Regions from separate parts of the Homo sapiens genome. Here regions 1 and 2 are each linked to region 3. A link is a contact called in ENCODE Hi-C or POLR2A ChIA-PET data. All regions are on one chromosome and are shown on one strand. The core of a region is the stretch at or near the end of the contact, and the rest is flanking DNA. Distances in the headings are between cores, read along the strand shown.

Region 1 (3,601 bases), core at 301-2,800, 240 kb after region 3:
TCTCCCTGTCCCATCTCAGATGTCCCTCTCCTCCTGGGTCTAGGTCTGAACGCCATTCTCTCCTCACTCGCTGCAAAGCCTATGCAGGTTTGGGCCCTGGGTACCAGTGGGGGCGTGGGGAGGACGGCTGACGGGTGACTCCCTTTTGAAGACCCTTTTAGAGCTCAGCAAACTGACCTGCACCAACTCTGGGTGCCCTCACCGCATGAAGGATAGAAAGCCGTGAGCTTGTGTTCCACTGTGACCTCACAGTCCATCCTCAGACATGGGCTGCCCAAGAGGGTTTTTTTTTGTTGTTGTTTTTGTTTTTTTGAGACAGACTTTTGCTCTTGTTGCCCAGGCTGGAGTGCAATGACACAATCTCGGCTCGCTGCAACCTCTGTCTCCCAGGTTCAAGCGATTCTCCTGCCTCAACCTCCAGAGTAGCTGGGACTTTTTTTTTTTTTTTTAGAAGAGACAGGGTTTTGCCATGTTACCCAGGCTAGTCTTGAACTCCTGACCTCAGATGATCCACCCACTTTGGCCTCCCAAAATGCCGGGATTACAAAATGCTGGGATTACAGGCATAAGCCACCATGCCTGGCCAAAAAACCAGTTTTTTGTTTGTTTGTTTGTTTGTTTAGATGGAGTCTCACTGTATCGCCAGGCTGGAGTGCAGTGGTGCAGTCTTGGCTCACTGAAACCTCTGCCTCTCGGGTTCAAGCGATTCTCCTGACTCAGCCTCCCAAGTAACTGGGGTTACAGGTGTGTGCCAGCATGCCTGGCTAATTTTTGTATATTTAGCAGAGACGAGGTTTCACTATGTTGCCCAGGCTGGTCTCGAACTCCTGACCTCAAGTGATCCATCCACCTTAGCCTCCCAAAGGGCTGGGATTACAGTGTAAGCCATCGCACCCGGTCAATCACGAGGGTTTATTAAATTCTCAAAATGCCATGTGGCACAAGTTTAGAATCTGGGGACACCCAGACCTGGGTCCAGTTCAATTCTCTGTTTCTTCCTGGCCATGCAAATTATTTGTATGCCCCGTGCCTCAGTTTCCCCATCTGTAACTGGAGATGACGTGAGGAGGGTTCTGGGTTAATCATGATCAGCCATTACTATTGCTGCTGTTGTGTGCTGTTGTACTATTGTTGAGCTCAGCAAGGGACCATGGAAGCTGTCATAATACCTGGTAAATGTCCTTGCATTTACTGAGCCACCTCCTACGAACCGCGGGCAGGGGCTGTTTTACTGGCAGGGAAACTTAGGTGCAGAGGAAAGCCGGCTGCCCACGTCTCTTAGTGGAGTGAGAGGCAGGAAACTGGGTCTCAGGACACCCTCCCTCCACACACATCAGGGCGGCCACGTTGGGGACACACGACTATTTTTACTTTGGTGGGCTCCAGGCTGCCCACGTCGTGATCTGGGTGTTCGCCATAGCAACCAGTGACGCCATCGGCCCCTACAGCCAATTGGAGGGGGCCGGAAGCTGCTGGGCTGCCGGATGACCCAGCTGGGAGGGCAAGGTCTCCCGGGAGAGGCGGGGAAGGGTCGCGGGGGTGTGGCGTTACCCCAGGCCTGACTTCAGCTGCTCTGCGCTCAGAAAACCAAGCTGTCACGATGGGAGGAGAATAATCTACCCCTCGAAGGTCTCTCTGACTGCTTGAATATGTCTGAGGACAGACAACTCACGGCGTTTAGTTCAAGCAGTCATGGTGATGGAACCATCACCACCATCACCGTGGCCATTAGGGTCTCCTTCTTCCCCTTCCAATAGTTGTGGGAATTTTTTTTTTTTTTTTTTTTTTTTTTTTTTTTTTTTTTTTGAGACAGCGTCTGGCTATGTCGCCCAGACTGGAATGCAGTGGTGCAATCTTGGCTCACTGCAACCTCCGCCTCCAGAGTAGCTGGGATTGTGGGCATGTGCCACCACACCCGGCTAATTTTTGTATTTTTTATAGAGATGAGGTTTCACCATGTTGCCCAGGCTGGTCTTGAACTCCTGGTCTCAAGTGATCCACCTGCCTTGGCCTCCCAAAGTGCTGGGATTACAGGCATGAGCCACTGCACCCAGCCAGTTGTGGGATCTTATACCACTTCCTCCACTACCCCACGTGAAACAGGGAGGGATTTGAACCCTGGTGGGGGGTCCCACTTGCACCCCATCCAGGCATTTCCTTCCAAAACTCTGACAGTCCTAGGTTCCCAGTCTGGCTCCCCCACTCCTGCACTGTGTGACCCGACAAGTGACTTAACCCCTCTGTGCCTCAGTTTTCTCATTTGGAAAATGGCCCAGTGACATAGGGTCCCTGGAGGAATCAATGAGTAGCAAGCTCAGAGCCTGGTGCTGGGGGAGACTTGGATGGATGGGAGTCAAGACAATGATCAAGACGTGAATAATAACCACCAGTTGAAAGTTGCTTCCAAAAGACAAAAAGATGTGAATATTTTGTTTGTTTGTTTGTTTTCAGATGGAGACTTGCTCTGTCGCCCAGGCTGGAGGGCAATGGTGCGATCTTGTCTCACTGCAACCTCCACCTCCTGGGTTCAAGCGATTCTTCTGCCTCAGCCTCCCAAGTAAGCTGGGATTACAGGCGCCCACCACCACGCTTGGCTGATTTTGTATTTTTAGTAGAGATAGGATTTCACCATGTTGGTCTGGCTGGTCTTGACCTCCTGACCTCAAGCAGTCCTCCCATCTCGGCCTCCCAAAACGCTGGATTACAGGCATGAGCCACTGTGCCTGGCCTGAAGATGTTTTTTTAAAGTGGCAGAGAGAGGTGAGGCAAAATCGGCAGCTCCCTGCAAAGGCTCCCGGGGAAGCTGGACCACACAGAACTCTCCTGGCACCACTCCCGGACCCTTCGGTCCCCGCACCATCTGCTTTCCACCCACAGCTCCCTCTGTGCCTGCTGTTCCCCTGGGAGTGGTTCCCACCCAGAGGAGTGGAGGTTGGGGAGGCCCCGACCCCCTGAAACTGCCCTTTAAAGGTAATATTTATGGTATACCCGTCTGCGCTTGCCCAGGCTGGGGGATGCTGCCTCCCCAACAAGCTTTAGCCCCACCTTGAGGAAATCCCATTTTGGAGAAGACATAGCACAGCAGGAGCACCCCCATACTGGAGGGATTAAGAGAGACCCGAAGCAGCTGGGTGCTGTGGCTCATGCCTGTAATCCCAGCACTTTGGGAGGCTGAGGCGGGAGGATCACTTAAGATCAAGAGTTTGAGCCAGGTGCGGTGGCTCACGCCTGTAATCCCAGCACGCTGGGAGGCCAAGGTGGGCGGATCACAAGGTCAGGAGTTCAAGATCAGCCTGGCCAACATAGTGAAACCCCGTCTCTACTTAAAATACAAAAATTAGCTGGATGTGGTGGCAGGCGCCTGTAGTCCCAGCTACTCGGTAGGCCGAGGCAGGAGAATCCCTTGAACCCCGGAGGCGGAGGTTGCAGTGAGCCAAGACCACACCATTGTACTCCAGCCTGGGTGACAGAATGAGACTCCGTCTCAAAAAAAAAAAAAAAAAAGGTGGCCGGGCGCAGTGGCTCATGCCTGTAATCCCAGGACTTTGGGAGGCTGAGGCAGGCAGATCACCTGAGGTCAGGAGTTCGAGACCAGCCTGAC
Region 2 (3,371 bases), core at 264-2,763, 230 kb before region 3:
AATGGTGTCACTGGGCTCGACCTCAAGGGTGATGGTTTTGCCAGTGAGGGTCTTCACAAAGATCTGCATGTTTGCGTCTGCAGGAGGAAGGGAGGCAGGATAGACTGGTGAGCAATGCATGCCTGAGTAGCACAAGCTCAGGTGCCTACACCACAGTTGCTATCCCTTTGCCTGCACCAAGTCCAACTGGTCCTGCCCCAGTACCTGTCTTCCTTTCACTCCTCCAAGCCTGGCCCTGCTAGGCTTCTCACACACCCTGGCCTGTAGTCTAAACATGTCCTGGAACTAAAGACCACATGTCCTCCACCCTCCTGACCGCACGGGTGCTCTTCAGGAACACAGACTGTGGTTATTCTCCTTAGGTTTAGCGGCGGAAGGACTCGTCAGTATCTCCTGATGGAATAAGTACCCTTTGGCATCATCTTGCTAGATCCATCTTCCCTGAAGGCGGTCCCACCCTCTTCCACGGCAGCCAGGTCCTGATCTGCACAGGCTGCTCCTGCTGCCAGCCTGGATGGGAAGCCATCCCCTACAACACACATGCCTTCCTGTCGCAGCCTCTCTCCTCTCTAACTCCAAGCTGGAGCACCCAACACTCTTAGCTTCCTTCTCAATTACACCAAAACTCTCCAGACCCCACTTCTTGCCTTGACCCCAAACCACGAACATCACTTAGTATCTACCAACCACCTGCCAAGCATTGTTCACATATAAAAGTTGACTTAAAAAGACAAAGAATCGACCGGGCGCAGGGGCTCATGCCTGTAATCCCAGCACTTTGGAAGGCCGAGGCAGACGGATCATTTGAGGTCAAGAGTTCAAGATGAGCCTGGCTAACATGGTGAAACTCCGTCTCTACTAAAACTACAAAAATCAACTGGGCGTGGTGGCAGGCGCCTATAATCCCAGCTACTCGGGAGGCTGAGGCAGAAGAATCGCTCGAGCCCGGGAGGTGGAGATTGCAGTGAGCCGAGACCGCACCACTGAACTCCAGCTTAGGCGACAGAGCAAGACTCCATCTGAAAAAAATACAAATAGTCTAAAGAAAAGTCTAAAAAGCAGACACTACCACCAGCTCCTCCTTACAGACGTAGTAATGGAGCCAGGTATGAAGACTCAGCTCGAGAAATTTAGTATTTCCAAAGCGACTGACGCAGTGACTGGCAGAGTTAACGCTACACGCTCAATACCCCTCTCTCATTAACTCGGATCTGCCCCGAGGACCTCTTCCCGCCCGAGGCCTCGTGGGGTCACGCTGGCAGGCAGAGCAGGCAGGCTCCTCTCCAAAACGGCGCTCGCCTCCTGGGCCCCGGTCTGGGCTCCGAGCCGTGGCCTCGCGAGCCCTGCCCAGCCACCCTGCCGAGACTGGCCCGCATGAGCCAGCTCAGGGCCGCCTCTTCTGCCGCCCAGGCCCCTGCAGCCTCCCGCAGCCCCCAACCCGCTCTCGGCCCGGCGCGAACCCGCACGACCGCCGCCACCAACCAGCTCGGCCGCCTCGCTGAAGAAAAAGAAGATAGCGGAACCGGAAACCACCTAATCGCCGCCGAAAGCGCTTGCGCACGGAGCACGCCGGACGCCTGCGTCACAATTCGCGCCGCGCCTTGGGCCCCGCCCTGCCGCCATCTTGGATGCTGGCGAACGAAGCCGCAGCGCACGTGGGTGAAGGTCGCCCACCCGCTTCCGGTTGTGGGCCCCGCCCGCCGAGTCACTTGAGACGATTGCACCTCTCCCCGTGTTTGCGTCCGCTGCCTCTAGGCCACTGACAACCGCTGGCGGTTGGCGGGCCCTCAGCGAATAGCTGAACGGAGTAGAGGAGAATGTTTTCTAATAAAGCAAAGGTATTAAGCAGAGGACTGCGGGTCCAGGACGCAGGAGTCGGGGCTGGGAAAGCACCTAACACCTGGAATCGGTTATTATAAAGCTCTCGGCCGCTGTGCCTGAATGGATTTCAGGACAGCAGCAGGGAGAGCAGACGGTACTACCGCATTCGCCCAGAAAGGTGGTGGTGCCTGACAAAAGGTGTCAAGCGGGACTCAGGATTTTTTTTTTTTTTTTTTTTGAGACGGAGTTTCGCTCTCGTTGCCCAGGCTGTAGTGCAATGGCGCGATCTCGGCTCACCGCAACCTCCGCCTCCTGGGTTCAAGCAATTCTCCTGCCTCAGCCTCCCGAGTAGCTGCGATTACAAGTGTGCGACACCATGCCTGGCCACTTTTGTATTTTTAGTAGAGACGGGGTTTCTCCATGTTGGTCAGGCTGGTCTCAAACTCGCGACCTCAGGTGATCCGCCCGCCTTGGCCTCCCAAAGTGCTGGGATTACAGACGTGAGCCACTGCAGTGTCTCTTTTCAGTGTAGGATCCAGATTTGTGGGTGGTTAAAAAGTGCCAGGGCGGGACCTGGGTCCGGTGACTCACGCCTGCACTTTGGGAGGCCGAGATGTGCGGATCACCTGAGGTCGGGAGTTCGAGACGAGCCTGACCAACATGGAGAAACCGCATCTCTACTAAAAATACAAAATTAGCTGGGCGTGGTGGCGCATGCCTGTAATCCCAGCTACTCAGGAGGCTGAGGCAGGAGAATCGCTTGAACCCGGGAGGCAGAGGTTGCAATTAGCCGAGAGAGTGCCATTGCACTACAGCCTGGGCAACAAGAGCAAAACTCCGTCTCAAAAAAGAAAAAAAAAATTACAAAAATTTTTCAGGTGTGGTGGCGGGTGCCTGTAATCCCAGCTACTCAGGAGGCTGAGGCAGGAGAATCGCTTGAATCCGGGAGGTGGAGGTTGCAGTGAGCTGAGTTCACGCCACTGCACCCAGCCTGGGTGACAGAGTGAGACTCCATCTCAAAAAAAAAAAAAAAAAAAAAAAGTGCCACGGCGGGTGCAGTGGTTCACACTTGTAATCCCAGCACTTTGGAAGGTCAAAGAGGGAGGATTACTTGAGGTCAGGAATTCACGACCAGCCTGGAAGACATAGTGAGACCCTGTCTCTACAAAAAAAAGTTTTATTTTGAACTATCCAGGTGTGGTGGTGCGCACCTGCAGTCCCAGCTACTTCGGAGGCAGGAGGATTGCCTGAACCCATAGGTTTGAGATTGCAGTGACCCATGATTCAGCCACTGCACTCCAGCCTGGGCAACAGAGAGGTGCTGTCTCAAAAACAAAACAAAAAAAAAAAGTGCTGAGTACAGAGAAGATGGGGAGCAATGAGAAGTTACCTATAGGCTTAACAGGGGTACCTGTTTATTTCCTTGAACATTTGCAGGCACTACTATACCAGGCAAAAGCAGACACTCTCACGTCTGGGAAGATGCCTTTAAGAACCTAATTTCCTTTTCTTTTTTGAGACAACAGTTTTGGTCTTTTTGCCCAGGCTAG
Region 3 (3,356 bases), core at 389-2,888:
AAAGCTGGGATTCAAATCCAGATCTGGGGCTGGGTGCGGTGGCTCATGCCTGTAATTCCAGCACTTTGGGAGGCCAAGGCGGGCGGATCACCTGAGGTCAGAAGTTTGAGACCAGCCTGGCCAACATGGTGAAACCCCGTTTCTACTAAAAATACAAAAAATTAACCAGATGGGGTGATGCGTGCCCGTAATTCCAGCTACTCAGGAGGCTGAGGCAGGAGAATCGCTTGAACCCAGGAGGCGAAGGTTGCAGTGAGCCGAGATCGCGCCGTTGTGCTCCAGCTTGGGCAACAAGAGCAAAACTCCGTCTCAAAAAAAAAAAAATACGGTCCATCTGGGCCAGTGATCCCACAGGATATGAATGCTATGCAGAGATGCTGTAGCCTGGGATAGCAGGTAGGGGCTGTGGCTCAGGAGGGGACCTCCTAACTCTATCCTTCTGTACAGCCAAAGTTTGAGTCTCAGCTCAGCCCCTTACAAACTGGATGACCTCTGTGAGCCTCAGTTTCCCTTTCTGCAAAATGGAGACAGTAAAGATGTAATCAGCTCATGCAAAAAGTGCTGGAATAAATAACCAGATAAAGGAAGGCTGGAAGGGATGGGGGCAGTGACCCTCCTCCCAATTATACACACCTGTTAAGCAGGTGCCTTGTTTCTTCCTTCTTCCCTGAATCTCCTGGATCAGCCTCAATCTCCCTTCAACAGCCACAAAACACCTGTGTGCACCTTTGCTGGATTTCCCACTCTGACCCCTCCAGACAGCAGGTCAAAATGACCCCCCCACTCCTTGACTCTGAGGCCCCAGCGGAAGTTGGCGCCCCACGTGGCCCCGAGGCGGAGTCTCAGGGAGGAGAAACAGTTGGTTTGGGGGTGGGGGGGAGTCGGTGACAGCAGGGGCCCTGACTCACCAACAAACAGCCCTGGCACAAAACACAAAAAGGTTTCCGCTGAAGACAGTCCCTGGGACAGCTGGGAGAGCCCGAGGTCCCCGGACCCCCACCTGCCCCTGCCTTGGGAGAGTAGCCCCCCAGGAGCGCAGGGCGCGGCGAGCAGTGACTGGGAGGTTCATTTGTCACTGGGACACTTCCTGCCCGCAAATCGGCCTTTGTCCCCTGGGGCCAGGGGTTGGGGGAGCGGTGTGGGGACAGGCTGGACCTCGGAAGGGGCAGGGAGGAAGGGTCCAGTCCAGCCCGCAGGCCAGACAGAGGAGGCAGGTGCCAGGAGGGTCACCATCCCCACCTTGGGAGGAAAGGACGCCAGGGGGGCCTGCGCAGCGCCGGGCTTTTGCCCGGCCCCCCAAGCCCCGCGCCCGACTGCCCTGACTCCCGACCCTGGGACCCCCAAGGCTCCTCCTCCTCCACTTTCCAGGAAGCCTGGGCTGCGCGGGGCTCCCGCGGGTGATGACACCTTCCAAATCTGAGAGGACTTCCAGCACCTGCCCCTCTCGGCCCCGCAGTCCCGGAGCCGCCCCCGCCTCTGCCCCCGGCCGCTGCCGCTACAGCCCCCATCAGCCAGCGTACCCGTCACTACCACCGCCTTCCTCGGCTGCTCCATGGCGGGATCGGGCTGTGCCTCGGACCTGCTTCTGTTGCGACTGGCGCGACAGCTGCTGCCGCTGCAGCCTCTCGGCCGCGCGAGGCCACGCCCCTGTCAAGCCCCCGGCCTCGCCCCCGGTCAGCCGCTCGGCGTGCGCGCCCCCGGGCCCGAGACGCAGCGTGCGCGCCCTGCGCCCCGCCCCCGTCGGCTAGGCCCGGTATTCCCCAGCCTCCGTTTCCCCGTCTGCAAAATGGGAACATCTTATGCCGTAGTGTGTAGCCGCTTGCACGCACTGAGCCAGGTGCTGGGGATGAGCCGGTCCTTTATTCTGCAAGGGTTCATTGAGGGCCTGCCCTATGCATGCATACTGCGCAGAATTAGGGAGGGAAGTCCCCGCGAGCAAGGCCCGTTTTCCAGATAAGGAAACTGAGGCACAGAATGCCACTTCCCCGAGGTCACTCGCCTCAAGGGGTCACAGGAGCAGCATTCAGGCCAGGAAGTTGGCGGGGGTGGGGGAGGACAGAGTAAAAAAGGAAAAACACGACAACCATATTTGTGTGGTGCCAGAAGTTTCTCTGCAGGCCCCCATGGTCCTAGGAGGCTAATGGGGGAGGGCGATTGTACCTGCTGTTCCCTCTGCCGGAACACACCCCGCAGGTACCTGCGAAGCTGGCCTCCTTCAGGCCTCAGCTCCAGTGTTCCAATGTCGCCTCCTCCCAGGGGCCCTCCTCCTGTCCTGGCTGTCACCTCCTCCGAGGGGTGAACTGTCACTTTCTCCTTGTGGCCTTCTCTGGCTATCACCTCCCTGCTATCCTATTACCTCCTCTGAGGGTTCCTTCTGGCCCTCCTTGGCTGAAATGACCTCACTGCTACCCCCCAGTGGTTCCATCTCATTCCCTGGTTCCATCCTCTTCATAGCAATAAAGCTCAGAAATAATTTCCTTTCTCTCTCTTTTTTTTGGAGACAGGGTCTCACTCTGTTACCCAGGCTGGAGTGCAGTGGCAAAATCATAGCTCTGTAACTTTGACCTCCAGGGCTCAACTGATCCTCACATCTCAGCCTCCTGAGTAGCTGGGACTACAGGTGTGTGGCACCACACCCAGCTAATTTTTGTATTTTTGTAGAGATGGGGGTTTCATAGTGTTGCACAGGCTGGTCTCGAACTCCCGAGCTCAAGCAATCCGCACACCTTGGCCTCCCAAAAGTGCTGGGATTACAGGTGTAAACCAGCACACCTGGCCAGAAATCATTTTTAATTTTTTTTAGCTTTTAAGTTTTGGGGTACATGTGCAGGTTTGTTATATAGATAAACTCGTGTCATGGGGTTTGTTGTACAGATTATTTAGTCCCCCAGGTATTATTAAGCAGAAATTATATATGTATTTATTTATTTGAGACGTAGTTTCACTCTTGTCACCCAGGCTGGAGTGCAGTGGTGTGATCTTGGCTCACTGCAACCTCTGCCTCCCGGGTTCAAGCAATTCTCCCACCTCAGCCTCCCAAGTAGCTGGGATTACAGGCGAGTGCCGCCATACCCAGCTAATTTTGTATTTTTAGTAGAGAGGGAGGTTCACCATGTTGGCCAGGCTGGTCTCGAACTCCTGACTTCAGGTGATCCACCCTTTTCAGCTCCCAAAGTGCTGGGATTACAGGCGTGAACCACTGCCTCCGGCCCCCTCCCCAGGTATTATTAAGCAGAAATCATTTAGTATGGTCACAGCCTCTCTGGTTGGCTTCCCGTTTCCTCCGACATAGAGATGAGAACTTCTAGAGGAGGAAGCGTTGTTCTGTTAGAGCTGCGTCTCAACACCCAGCACAT

What was found. A loop is a pair of places that touch in the nucleus more often than their neighbours do. ChIA-PET counts read pairs that join two places held with the same protein, here RNA polymerase II (POLR2A). Pooled maps may share reads with other maps.
Region 1: a pooled map shows a loop between it and region 3 (2.9-fold over the local background). The contact joins the enhancer-like site here to the promoter of PGPEP1 in region 3. A Hi-C loop is called at or near these places in 2 of 168 maps with a recorded cell type or tissue (ovary and vagina), 2 of 37 single-sample maps with no recorded cell type and 8 of 50 pooled maps. POLR2A ChIA-PET finds 5 or more read pairs at or near these places in 2 of 52 experiments (activated B cell and naive thymus-derived CD8-positive, alpha-beta T cell).
Region 2: a loop to region 3 is called in a pooled map, with 4 times the contacts of the local background. The contact joins the promoter of UBA52 here to the promoter of PGPEP1 in region 3. A Hi-C loop is called at or near these places in 3 of 50 pooled maps. POLR2A ChIA-PET finds 5 or more read pairs at or near these places in 3 of 52 experiments (BJ, HCT116 and activated CD4-positive, alpha-beta T cell).

Annotation. Positions count from the first base shown.
Region 1 is chr19:18,102,385-18,105,985 of GRCh38, reverse strand. All of the region lies in intron 1 of MAST3 (microtubule associated serine/threonine kinase 3), which reads right to left. Among named protein-coding and RNA genes, the nearest start is that of MAST3, 6.4 kb to the right of the region's middle. RefSeq lists a silencer at 1,488-1,597. Within about 2 kb of position 1,550, at least 23 of the 41 ENCODE cell types and tissues checked have a DNase peak (open chromatin) inside an H3K27ac peak, as active enhancers do.
Region 2 is chr19:18,569,999-18,573,369 of GRCh38, reverse strand. UBA52 (ubiquitin A-52 residue ribosomal protein fusion product 1) reads right to left here and starts at 1,513. Exons shown (of 5, transcript NM_001033930.3): 1 at 1,461-1,513; 2 at 1-77. The coding sequence starts at 69. RefSeq lists enhancers at 148-824, 1,463-1,802, 2,013-2,132, 1,503-2,179.
Region 3 is chr19:18,338,880-18,342,235 of GRCh38, reverse strand. It overlaps PGPEP1 (pyroglutamyl-peptidase I), which reads right to left and starts at 1,638. Exons shown (of 5, transcript NM_017712.4): 1 at 1,521-1,638. The coding sequence starts at 1,554. RefSeq lists an enhancer at 1,081-1,768 and a silencer at 1,600-1,789.